2 separate regions of the Homo sapiens genome follow, and region 1 is linked to region 2. A link is a loop called in an ENCODE intact Hi-C map of the cell type or tissue named here. Cell type or tissue: testis. All regions are shown on one strand. Each heading gives the region's core, and the rest is flanking DNA. Links, peaks and the distances in the headings are about the cores only.

Region 1 (5,387 bases), core at 230-5,229, 67 kb after region 2:
TCTTACTCAACAAGGGATTCTAAAGAACATTTCTCAGTAGGAATTAATCATTTATTTTGAAACTACATATCTAATTTGTCTACTATGGGAAGGATATGGAAAGAGAAAACCCAATTCTTTTTATTTTTTGGAACAGCTGGGTCCCCAAACCACCAGCAGCTGCTTCACAAATTGCCTAGCCATTAAGTAATTATTTCCTCATCATAAGAGCAGCTGGAAGAGCTAGTCTCTCTCCCTCCCCAGTGCAACTCCCACTTCCTTCTGCCTCCTCCACCCTGTCCTGAAATGGGCAGGCCAAGAGGTATACGGTATTGGTTTTCTTTACGTAATTGAAGACTGGAATTGAGCACTCTGATAGCTGATTATTTTTCAACAGCGCTTACCTTAAAGGCAACAGAGGATGACTTGGATTCTTGTGATGCTAGATCTCTACGTGACATGAAATGTTGATATCTAGGCATGTAGGCCACTTCCCTCGTTTTGTTGGTAAGGAACTTAAGTGCAGAGAAATGGTTTATTCAAAGTCCCATTTAGCAAGTGGCAGAGCTGAGTCTTGGATTCAGGTCTTACCACTTCTGGCCCAGTGTTGTCTCCACTATCCATGACAATGGACCGCAAACTTGCCTCATCTTCCTACCAGTCATCTGCTATCTGGGGACTGAAGAAACAGATGAAATGGGCGATGTTTTCTATTTCATCAAAAGAAAAAGATAACGTTGAAGTTTTAGCAATTGCATATACTTTCCAAAAGTGTAAAGACAATATAAAAATGCCTCATAAAACCACAAACTACACACTCAAAAATATCAGTCAATACCATCAATCTACTCCATACCCAGTCAAAGTCAAGGAAAGTTCACATTTTATGGGTAAACAAAGAGCTTTAGGGAAAGATTAAATCATCCAAAAAATTGGCCATATTTGGAGTTCAATCAATTTTAAGTTCTGTCTCTATCCCCCCAAAACATAGTAACATATTTTGATACTTTTTCTTCCAAGATTCCTCAGAATAGTGGCTCCTACTCTGGAAGCATTTCACTTTGCGCTAATCCAGTGTTTCATAATGTGTGGTCCATGAAAACTTTGTGTATATTCTAAGGATCTAGGATAGGAACAGAAGGGGAGGATGGTGTACTCGTTAAAAGTTCAGATTCCTGGGCCTTGCCCCAGACATACTTAATCCTAATTTCTGAAAGGTGGAGTGAGGGATGAGGTTAGAAGTAGTAATTAGCATAATTTTCCTTTTTGTATCTGCCTCTATAACTTCAGACAACCACCATGTCTTAGTCTGTTTTGAAATGCCATGAAGGAATATCTGAGGCTGGGTAATTTATAAAGACAAGAGGTTTATTGGAGAGAAAAGGAAATACTTATACACTGTTAGTGGGAATGTAAATTAGTTCAGCCATTGTGGAAAGCAGTTTGGAGATTTCTCAAAGAACTTAACGTAGAACAGCCTTTTGACCCAGCAATTCTGTTACTCGGTGTATACCCAAAGTAATATTAATTGTTCTACCATAAAGACACATGGACATGTATGTTTATCTCAGCACTATTCACAATAGCAAAAACATGGAGTCAACCTACATGCCCATCAACAGTGGACTGAATAAAGAAAACATGGTATATATACACCATGGAATACTATGCCACTATTAAAAAACAATGAGATCGTGTCTTTTGCAGCAACATGGATGGAGCTGAATGCCATTATCCTAAGATAATTCATGCAGGAACAAAAAACCAAATACCTCATGTTCTCACTTGTAAGTGAAAGCTAAACATGGAGTACACATGTACACAAAGAAAGGAACAATAGACACCAAAGCCTGCTTGAGGGTGGAGGATAGGAGGAGGGTGCGGATCAAAAACATACCTATAGATGCTATGCTTATTTCCTGGATGACAAAATAATCTGTACACCAAACTCCTATGGTATGAAATTTACCCATGTAGCAAACCTGCACATGTAGCCCCTGAGTACATGTTTCTTAACAACATAAATGTAACATTAGTCAAGCCAATACATATGTTTCTTCGGACATTAAGTAGTAGATAACTATTAGGAAGATGAGGCAAGTTCATGGCCCACTGTCACAACACAGTGGAGAAAACACTCCACTGGGCCTTTATTTCCCAACTAAAACAAAAGTTGGGAAGAAAAACAATAAGAAGAAAGGTTTGTTTGGCTCATGGTTCTGTGGGCTCTACTAGAAGCATGGCAGTGGCATCTGCATCAGGTGAGGCCTCAGGCTGCTTCCACTCATGGCAAACGGCAGAGGAGAGCTGGCTGTGCAGAGATCACATGGTGGGAGAGGAAGCAAGAGAGGGAGAAATAGTGCCAGGCTCTTTTTCACAGCTGTCTCTCATGGGAACTAACATGGTGAGAACTCAGTCACTCCCTCCCCTCAGAAAGGGCATTCATCTATTAATGGGGATCTGCTCCTACTACCCAGACACCTCGAATTAGACCCCCTTCCAACACTGGAATCAAACTTCAACATGAGGTTTGAGGGGGTCAAACAGCCAACCCATAGCCCAGCCTGTAGACACAAATGAGGTAACTTCAGTGCTTAAAACCCACTCTGCTAGACTGCAGCTTCCACGGGTACCCTCAGAATCTTTGCATCACCCCACATGACTCTAACTCGCCATGAATTTCAGTTATTTGGAGCATCATTGACAGCTGACAACCACTTCTCTTACGAGGTCTTTATTCTGGTCTTCACATGCTATGCCCACTCCCACAAGGCACCGTAGATACATTTGGTCAAACCATCCCCCCCTGAGAACACCTCTGCTTTGAGCAAAATACCTGCTGCTGGTGCTCTCAGAGATGTGAGAAGCTCCAGGAGTCCCAGTGGTCCTGCACTGACTTTTGCCATCACCATACTGCAGGATTCATGCTGGGATCTGCTCGAAGTGGGGAGAAGGATCCTGTCTCTAGTCTGGGGTTGCTTGTTGTCACTTGAGCTCAGGCATTTTACTCCTTGTCTCTGATCTCACAGAGTCCGTTACATAAATGACTTCCTCAGCTTTCACCGCGCTCTTCCTTCCTCTTGGGCTCTGACGCAAGTCTGGGAACGTACTGTATTATTTGCCCGTAGCTCAGTCTCTGGCCCTGACACAACACCCCAGACACCCTCCTCTAAGTCTCCTTTTTCCCATGGACAGAACTCTGTCATACAGGCACATGGGTTTTCCATAACCTCAAAACTCAGCAGAAAGTCTGTGAATCCCAGTTATGGTGCCAGTGAAATATCCCCCTCCCTTCGTTTTCACTTGCAGGCATCCATTATTTTGAAAATTGCTTTGTGCCTCATATTCCCATTCCATTCACATATTCATTCCCACATAAATTTGGGAGATATGCATGACAAAATACTAACAGAAAAGGAGAAATAAAATAGAGAAACATAAAAGGGCAGAAACAACATTAAGGACATGAGAAAACTTTAAACAGGAACAATAGAGAAATGGGGAAATAGAACCAGAAATGCACAGAATAGACATGTGGGTAGGATAAAGCAATGAAGAAACACAAAAAGAGATATGGAAGACACAATCGGGTAATGATAATAATATTGGCTAATATTTATTGAGCACTTATGCTGCATCAGGCCTTATGCTATGTGCTTTACTTGCAAAATCTCCGTGAAGCACCATAATAACCCTATCAATAAACACTATTTGAATTTCCATTTTGTATGAGGCAGGTGAGACTTAATCAGTCTCGGAACTAACAGTCTGTGGCTTCCGCATCTGTGGTAAATCTGCTACCCTGATTCCCCCAAGCACTCTCCTGTACTCTGGCTACTCCAAGTCCTCCTCTGGGTCACCTCCTTTGACTGCTCCCCACTTGGCCTGTTCCCCTCCCTGCTTTCACATGATCCAGTGACTCAAAGCTGAGCGCCTGGTACAGCAGGAACTCCCAGTACCTGCTCCTGGGCTGTGCTGTCATCTGCTTGAACTGGTTGAGCCTCAACAATTTTATCTATTTTGACTATGACCCCTGATTAGAAGTTCAGTCAATTTTCCAGCTACAGTAGTCCATGAGGATACATTCCAGGCAACCCCCCTGCAGTGGTTGCCAGAAACCACAAATAGTACTGAATCCTATGTATATTATGTTTTTTCCTGTATATGGATACCTTATAATAAAGTGTAATTTATAAATTAGCCACAGGAAGAGATTAACAACAATTAATAATAAAATAGAATAGTTGAGTTAAATAATTGAGTACAAGCACTGCTGCAATACAATGGCCGCCGGTCTGATAACCGAGATGGCTGCTAAGTGACTAACAGGCAGGTACTGTCTACGGCGCAGACACGCCGGACACATGGATGCATCACGTCTCAGGCAGGATAGAGAGGGACAGAGAGAGATTTCATCACGCTACTCAGCAACAGTGCGTAATTGAAAACATATGAATTATTTCTTTCTGAAATTTTTCTTTTGATATTTTCAGACTGTGGCTGACTAGATAACTGAAACCACAGAAAGTGAAACCACAGATAAGGGGGGACTACTGTCATAAGTGGTAAGCTAGGTTTTGAACTAGGGCAGAGAGTTTCCTGGCAAGAATAAGGCCCCAGTGAAATATGATGAAAAATGATAGTAATGATGAACTGAAAATTTTTTAAAACTTTAAAATGGTCATTTGATGAATGATTTAAAAAGTAAAGGGTCAGAGAGGGTCAGGCAGGAACTGGAAAATGAGCATCGACTGCCCCTCCTCCCATTTTGTCCAGTGAAAAAACTGAGGCCATGGTCTTCCCAGTCATCTCATTGGGCATGCCCGGGTTGGGGATGGCCAGGCTTCACATCTCTGCTCTCTCCAGCATTGGGAGGATTCTAAAATGATTTTCCACAGGATGCTGATAGTCAATGGCAGCGACCATGATGGTAATACACTAGAAAAAAGAGCAACTGAAGAAAATGCAAATATAGCGGCAAATGTGCTTAAATTAAGGCAACAGCAATAAAAAAAACCAGAGGTAGAAAGTGTTAAGCCTTAGTTACCGCACCAAACAATTGACATGCTTCCTACCCACCCTCAGACCTGGTTGTTAAATGCAAGCTATACATTATGCAGACCCGATAATGAAAATCTACATTCCATAATTTGCAACCTGCTGGCTCTGTTATGCCAAGTGCATCTTAAAGAAGGCATCTTTCAACCTAATTGCATGCAATTTTTCCCCATTCTAATTGTGTTATGAAAATACCACTATCTCATTCAAGCACAACCAGATCACTTTGCTTTTCCCCTAAAGCACACATCAGTAAAGCAAAACAAAACTGACGACTTTCTATTTTGCTATGCACCCAGGAATCCCAAATCGAAGTGTAATGGTTACTGACAAGCACTTTTTTTTCTGTA
Region 2 (5,387 bases), core at 213-5,212:
ATAAAATACATTCAGACTTATAAACATGTATAGCCATAACTATATCTCCATCCACCTCTGCAATTTTAAAACGATAATGTATAAATAGAAACTGAAAATCAGAAGAGATAAGTTTCAGTTTCAGCTCTGCTACTTATAAACTGTGAGCATTCGGGCAAGTCAATGAACTTTTTAAATCTCTTTATCAGTAAAATGGATGAGTACATCCACTCTAGCTATCTCAGAGAATGTATCATGACTAGATGTGACTGCAGGATGGATCTGGTCGTACCCCAGCCAAATCTCCCTTTTGGAGTGAAGGACCTATTAATTTCACCAAGTGATGGGCCAGATAACAGCAACAGATTGCTAGCTGTCAACCCTATGGGGAGTGCCTTGCTCAAGATTAATTCCTTTTCCTAGCAAGGCTCTTATTTAGTGACTTGGTACAGGTAAGGTTACAAAGATGGGGAAGAGCAATCCCATCTTCAGAGCTTCCCACGGGGTTTGAGGTCTCTTCTGACACCATCACACAGCTCCACATCTCCCTGTTCCCATCCTGCTATGCTTCAGTCCATACTACAGATGCTGCCTCCAGGGACTCTCTCGATTGTACCTCCTGCATGCTAATTTATTAATCTCCAAAATTCCCTTTATCAAAAAAAAAAGTTATCTTGCAAAGGGGTCATGAGCACAGACTTCTAGTGTTACTTAGTATAGATATTGTAAAAATAGGGTTTTATATGGAAAACTGTAAAGACAGAGCAACAATAAAGCACATATAATCCAAGTTCTCCCATTCCATAGAAAGGTATGCTTAGGTTACACAAAGCTAAAATAGATCCATCATGGCAAATGATCCAGTAGAATGGTTATGTTTATACCCCCTCCCACAACTAAAGTTTTCTATGTATTTGTAGGGGGTGTGTGCAGGGACTATCTATGTGACTATATAACTATGGAAAAATTACCTTGCTAGAAGGAGGGACTATGTGAGGCCCAGTAGCTAGAATCAGTTTTTTCTTTCTTTGAGCTATTTTGCACCTGCTAAGCCAGCTTCTGCTAAAATACTAAAAGGGGGAGAAAATGAGGACCATCCAGATTTGCCTCTCTTTGCCTCAAGCCAAAAAAATTCTCAAAGACGCTCATCAAATCTCCACCAGAGTCTTTCTGAACTACATAATAATCATGAAGTCTTTCGATGATAATCTCTAACGTCTACAGTCTAAAACTTATAGATGTGTTATCTCATGCAATCCTTTCAATAATCCTATAGGGTAGAAACTATTATGGAGACTAGATGGGAAACTAGAATTTAATGAAAAGTTAAAATTCTCTCAAAGTCTCATAGCTGGTAGGCAGTTCAGCTTGCATTGGCACCAAGCCAGAAACTACTCTGATCCATGACTTCCGATGAGTTTCGTCAAAAATAAATTATAATTATAATGATATAATGTGTATTAATATCAGTAGAGTACATTATGATACTCTGTCAGATAAAACTAGATTATCTTTCAGATAATGCTATACTAAATAATTGTCTTAAAATATTTTAAAAAAATCTTTGTCATCAAATTTGTGTTTTTAAACTATAATGTATATAGAAATCACAGCAAAATACAAATTTTAGGGCCCCACACCCAACAAGGTTTTAGATAGGCCTAGAAATCTGCCTTTTAGAAAGAATCTTCAGTGATCCTTAGTGAGATGGGTCTCAATCCACACTTTGAGAGATGTGAATCTAGCTGTTAGGTATAGCATTTAAAACCATTAGGCACATGGTCACTTAAACGTACGCTTGATATCATTCTACTAAAAACAAAATTGAGCACTAGACACTTAACTATGACTATTATTAACTTATCTCTACCACATTGTAGATTTTACTTTCACTGTTTTTATTTACAGCAATTTTAATGTCTATATGGGAGGATTATGTATGTTCAATAGAGGTAAATAGTATAGTATCTATCATGTGAAAGGCACTTCAACCCATTATAACTAACCCTCACGTCACCACGATGATTCCTATAAAGTAGAAAATTGAGGTTCAGAGAAGTTAAGAAATATCTCCACATCACACAGTTCATAAATGCCAAAGTTAAGATTTAGATACTGGTTCAGCAAATTGAGTAGCCAATATTGTTTTCACCAAGACACAATTTTTCCCAGTCACAGTCTTCCAATCTGTTGAGTTGCTTCATGACCTCTCAGAGATAACTCAAGTCTAAGTCCTTAAAAAGAGAGCCAGGGGTAAAAGTATTAGGTTCATCTGATGGTGAGTTCTCTTCAAGCCATATACACATTTAGCTCCTCCTCATCTAGAAACAGGGAATTGCCTACGTTTTTAATACAGAAGAGAGAGGCTAAGTATTTGTGTGACCATTTCAAACACTTCCAACTGCTACCACGCCAACAATAAAGGGAAAAGAAAAAAGAATGAGAAGAAAAGAGAACAATTCACATTTAAGGTACTTATTTAGATTAATGAAGCAAAATGTGCCTTCAGAATCTAGCACTAAAGTTTTGCTTCTTTTTTTTTTTTTAATGGTGGGTGGGTGGAAATGTGCCATATTTATCTAAACACATCTTATAAAATCATCTGGTGTAGGTGCAAATTCAGTCTCCTTGCTTCTGGTCTCTTTTTCTTCCCATTCCCTCAGGGGTAGCTTTCTGGGAATTGCTAATTCATTGAGGATGCTGAAGAGGACAGGACCCATGCTGATGACTCACATTCTTTCAAATACAGTCAAGGGTGGGCCGGAGGACTGCTTTGGTTGAATCCCGTTACACACATCCTCTGGCTCTCTACAAGCTATTTGTAGAAGCAGACAGAAAGCTCCAGGAGAGACGATCCTTGTCAGAGGGCTGGGAACAGCACCAGAAAAACTGTTTCACCCCATCTCTGACTCAGATACTTCCTGCCCTGGCTGGAATCAGATGTTGCCAAGACAGCTGTGGGAGAAAAAAAAAATGGAAGAAAACCTAACTTTTCAAAAGTAAGCTTCTATTTAAACGGAAGTTAATCAAGTAGTTGAATTTGGACAAAGATTCAGGTTGTGACTGCCCAATGCCACCAGAAAGTCTGAGCTCAGTGCCAAAGTCCCTCGTGGCTAAATCCACCAGCTCTGGCAGGGTGGGTCTGAGGAATGCACTAGGTGTTAGACACATCCGGACTCCACAGATTCTGCTAGGGGTTCACCTGGATGACAACAACCGAGCAGCCAGGTTGGGGGAGAGTGAAATCTAAAATGCATCTCATTTTCTTTTGTATTTTTTAAAGTAGTGAAGAGCTCATTTCTACCATATTTATTTTCTTTAGTATTTTTTAAATACTAAAAAAAACTCATTTTCTTTAGTATTTTTTAAAGTTTCATGAAGAGGCAATTTCTACAGTATTTATTATTTGTGCTGACTATAGAGGCACTGCTTGATTAAAATAGAATATGGACAATTCACTAAAGCATTAATGGAAAAAGCCACCCAAAGTCTTACCACCCAAAGATAACTACTATAAAAAATTATGCACTTGAATCCATATCAGAACATTTCTACTCTTGTTTCCTAGTCTGTATATATGTATATGTATTATATTAGTGACCTCATATAAGAGTTTTATACCAATTTTCCACTTTATATGAGGTTATTAAAGTTTTTATAAACTTTTTACAATTCTGATTTCTTTCATTTTCTCTCAAATTGTTTTCTCATATAAAAATAACATCTTATACTTACTAAGTGCTCACAATGTGTTGTCACACAGTGTTCTAAGTGCTGTATATATATACATATATATATGTGCTAATTTAATAGTCACAGCAAAGCTTAATTTATATCTGAGGGAACTGAGACTCAGAGAGATGAACTGACTTGCTGAATGTCACACAGCTGAAAAGAGGGGAAGCCAGAACTTTTCCAAGTGATCAGATAAAGAACTCACACTCACTGTATATACCTCTTGTCTCTATATAACAAATCTTCCTTAAAAAAATAGATATATTTTATCATAAAATAACTTTTCTCCTACCATAATACTCTCACTCCAGGGAGCTATTTGTTTAACAAATAATCACTGGGATCATACGCTAGTCCAGACACTGTGCTAGTTATTGGGAAAATACAAAGTTAAAGGGGACACAACTCTGATTCACTCATTAATTTATTAAAGCACAATTTGCTGAACACTACATGTATCCATTGTTCCAGAAGCTAGAGGTATAAAAGGAAAATGGTAGAAGGACTTGTTTCATGGAGTTTATATTCTCATTGGGTGAAGAGAAGACAAAAACTAAGCAAACAAAAATATTTTGTGACGTCAATGTTGTGGAGAAACAGCAAGGCAGGAGGTGAGGAGGTTCTGGTGCTCTTCTCCATGGGTGCTTGGGGAAGGAAGCCCTCACAGGTGAATGGCATTGAAACAGAGACATGGGAGAAGTTAGGGAGTGAAGCACATGGCTGTCTGGAAAAAACCATTCTGCACCATGCCACAGTTCTGAAGAGGGGCATGAACATAAATATAAATAAGTGTTTCATAGCAGGGAAAGCAAGATACAATCCATGGAAGCAAAGACCAGGAAGAGCAAGCCATCGAACATGGCAGGAGGGAAGGCTGCGCATGCGGGGGTGGTGAGGCATAAATGGCCAGAAAGTACGTGGTAACCACATTATAATGAACTTGAATGTCAGATTGTCTTACTGCAGTAAGAAGCTGGTCTACAGTGGAATATCACCTTACACTTTTTAAGATGGCCATTATAACAAAACAAAACAAGAAATAAAGTGAGTAGGTCAGATGTGAAGAAACTGGAACCCTTGTAAACTGTTGGTGGGAATGTAAAATCGTGCCGTCATGATGGAAAACAGTAGGAAAGTTATTCTGAAAGTTGAAAATAGAGCTACCAGGGAATCTAGCAATCCAAGTTCTGGGTATATGTCCAAAAGAAGAGAAATCAAGATCTGGAAGAGTTATCTGCATTCCCATGTTCACTGCAGCATTACTCACAATAGCCAAGATATAGAAACAACCCAGATGCCCACTGACAGATGAATGGATAGAGAAACTGCAGTAAATATATATAATAAAATATTATTCAACCATAAAACGAAGGAAATCCTGCCATTTGTGATGACAGGGATGAACTCTGAGGCTACTGTGTGCCAAGTGAAAGAAGCCAGTAACAGAAGGACAAATACGGTATGATCCCACTTGTATGAGGTATCGATAAAAGTCAAACTCAGAGAAGCAGAGAATAAAATAGCGCCACAGGCTAGAAGAAGGAAAGAAATGGGGAGTTGTTGTTGAATGAGTATAGGGTCTCAATTATGTCAGATGAGTAAGTTTTAGAGATATGCTGTACGACACAGTGCCTATAGTTGACGATATGGTACTGTGCACTTCAGAATTTGTT

Evidence for each region. Peaks named below come from ENCODE experiments on the same cell type or tissue, not always from the same donor. Only the 100,000 strongest peaks of a DNase experiment are listed, where the experiment ranks them.
Region 1: a loop joins it to region 2, with 5 times the contacts of the local background. A loop is called at or near these places in 2 of 110 quality-filtered maps.

What each region holds. Positions count from the first base shown.
Region 1 is chr15:93,860,645-93,866,031 of GRCh38, reverse strand. LINC02207 (long intergenic non-protein coding RNA 2207) reads right to left here. Exons shown (of 4, transcript NR_120321.1): 2 at 384-658. Among named protein-coding and RNA genes, the nearest start is that of LINC02207, 6.8 kb to the right of the region's middle. In testis, for the core only: no CTCF peak of the experiment used is centred there; a DNase peak (open chromatin) is centred at 3,071; H3K27ac peaks cover 457 bases.
Region 2 is chr15:93,927,311-93,932,697 of GRCh38, reverse strand. The region is part of intron 2 of LINC01580 (long intergenic non-protein coding RNA 1580); the gene reads right to left. The region is part of intron 8 of LINC01581 (long intergenic non-protein coding RNA 1581); the gene reads left to right. Among named protein-coding and RNA genes, the nearest start is that of LINC01580, 29 kb to the right of the region's middle. In testis, for the core only: no CTCF peak of the experiment used is centred there; a DNase peak (open chromatin) is centred at 2,777.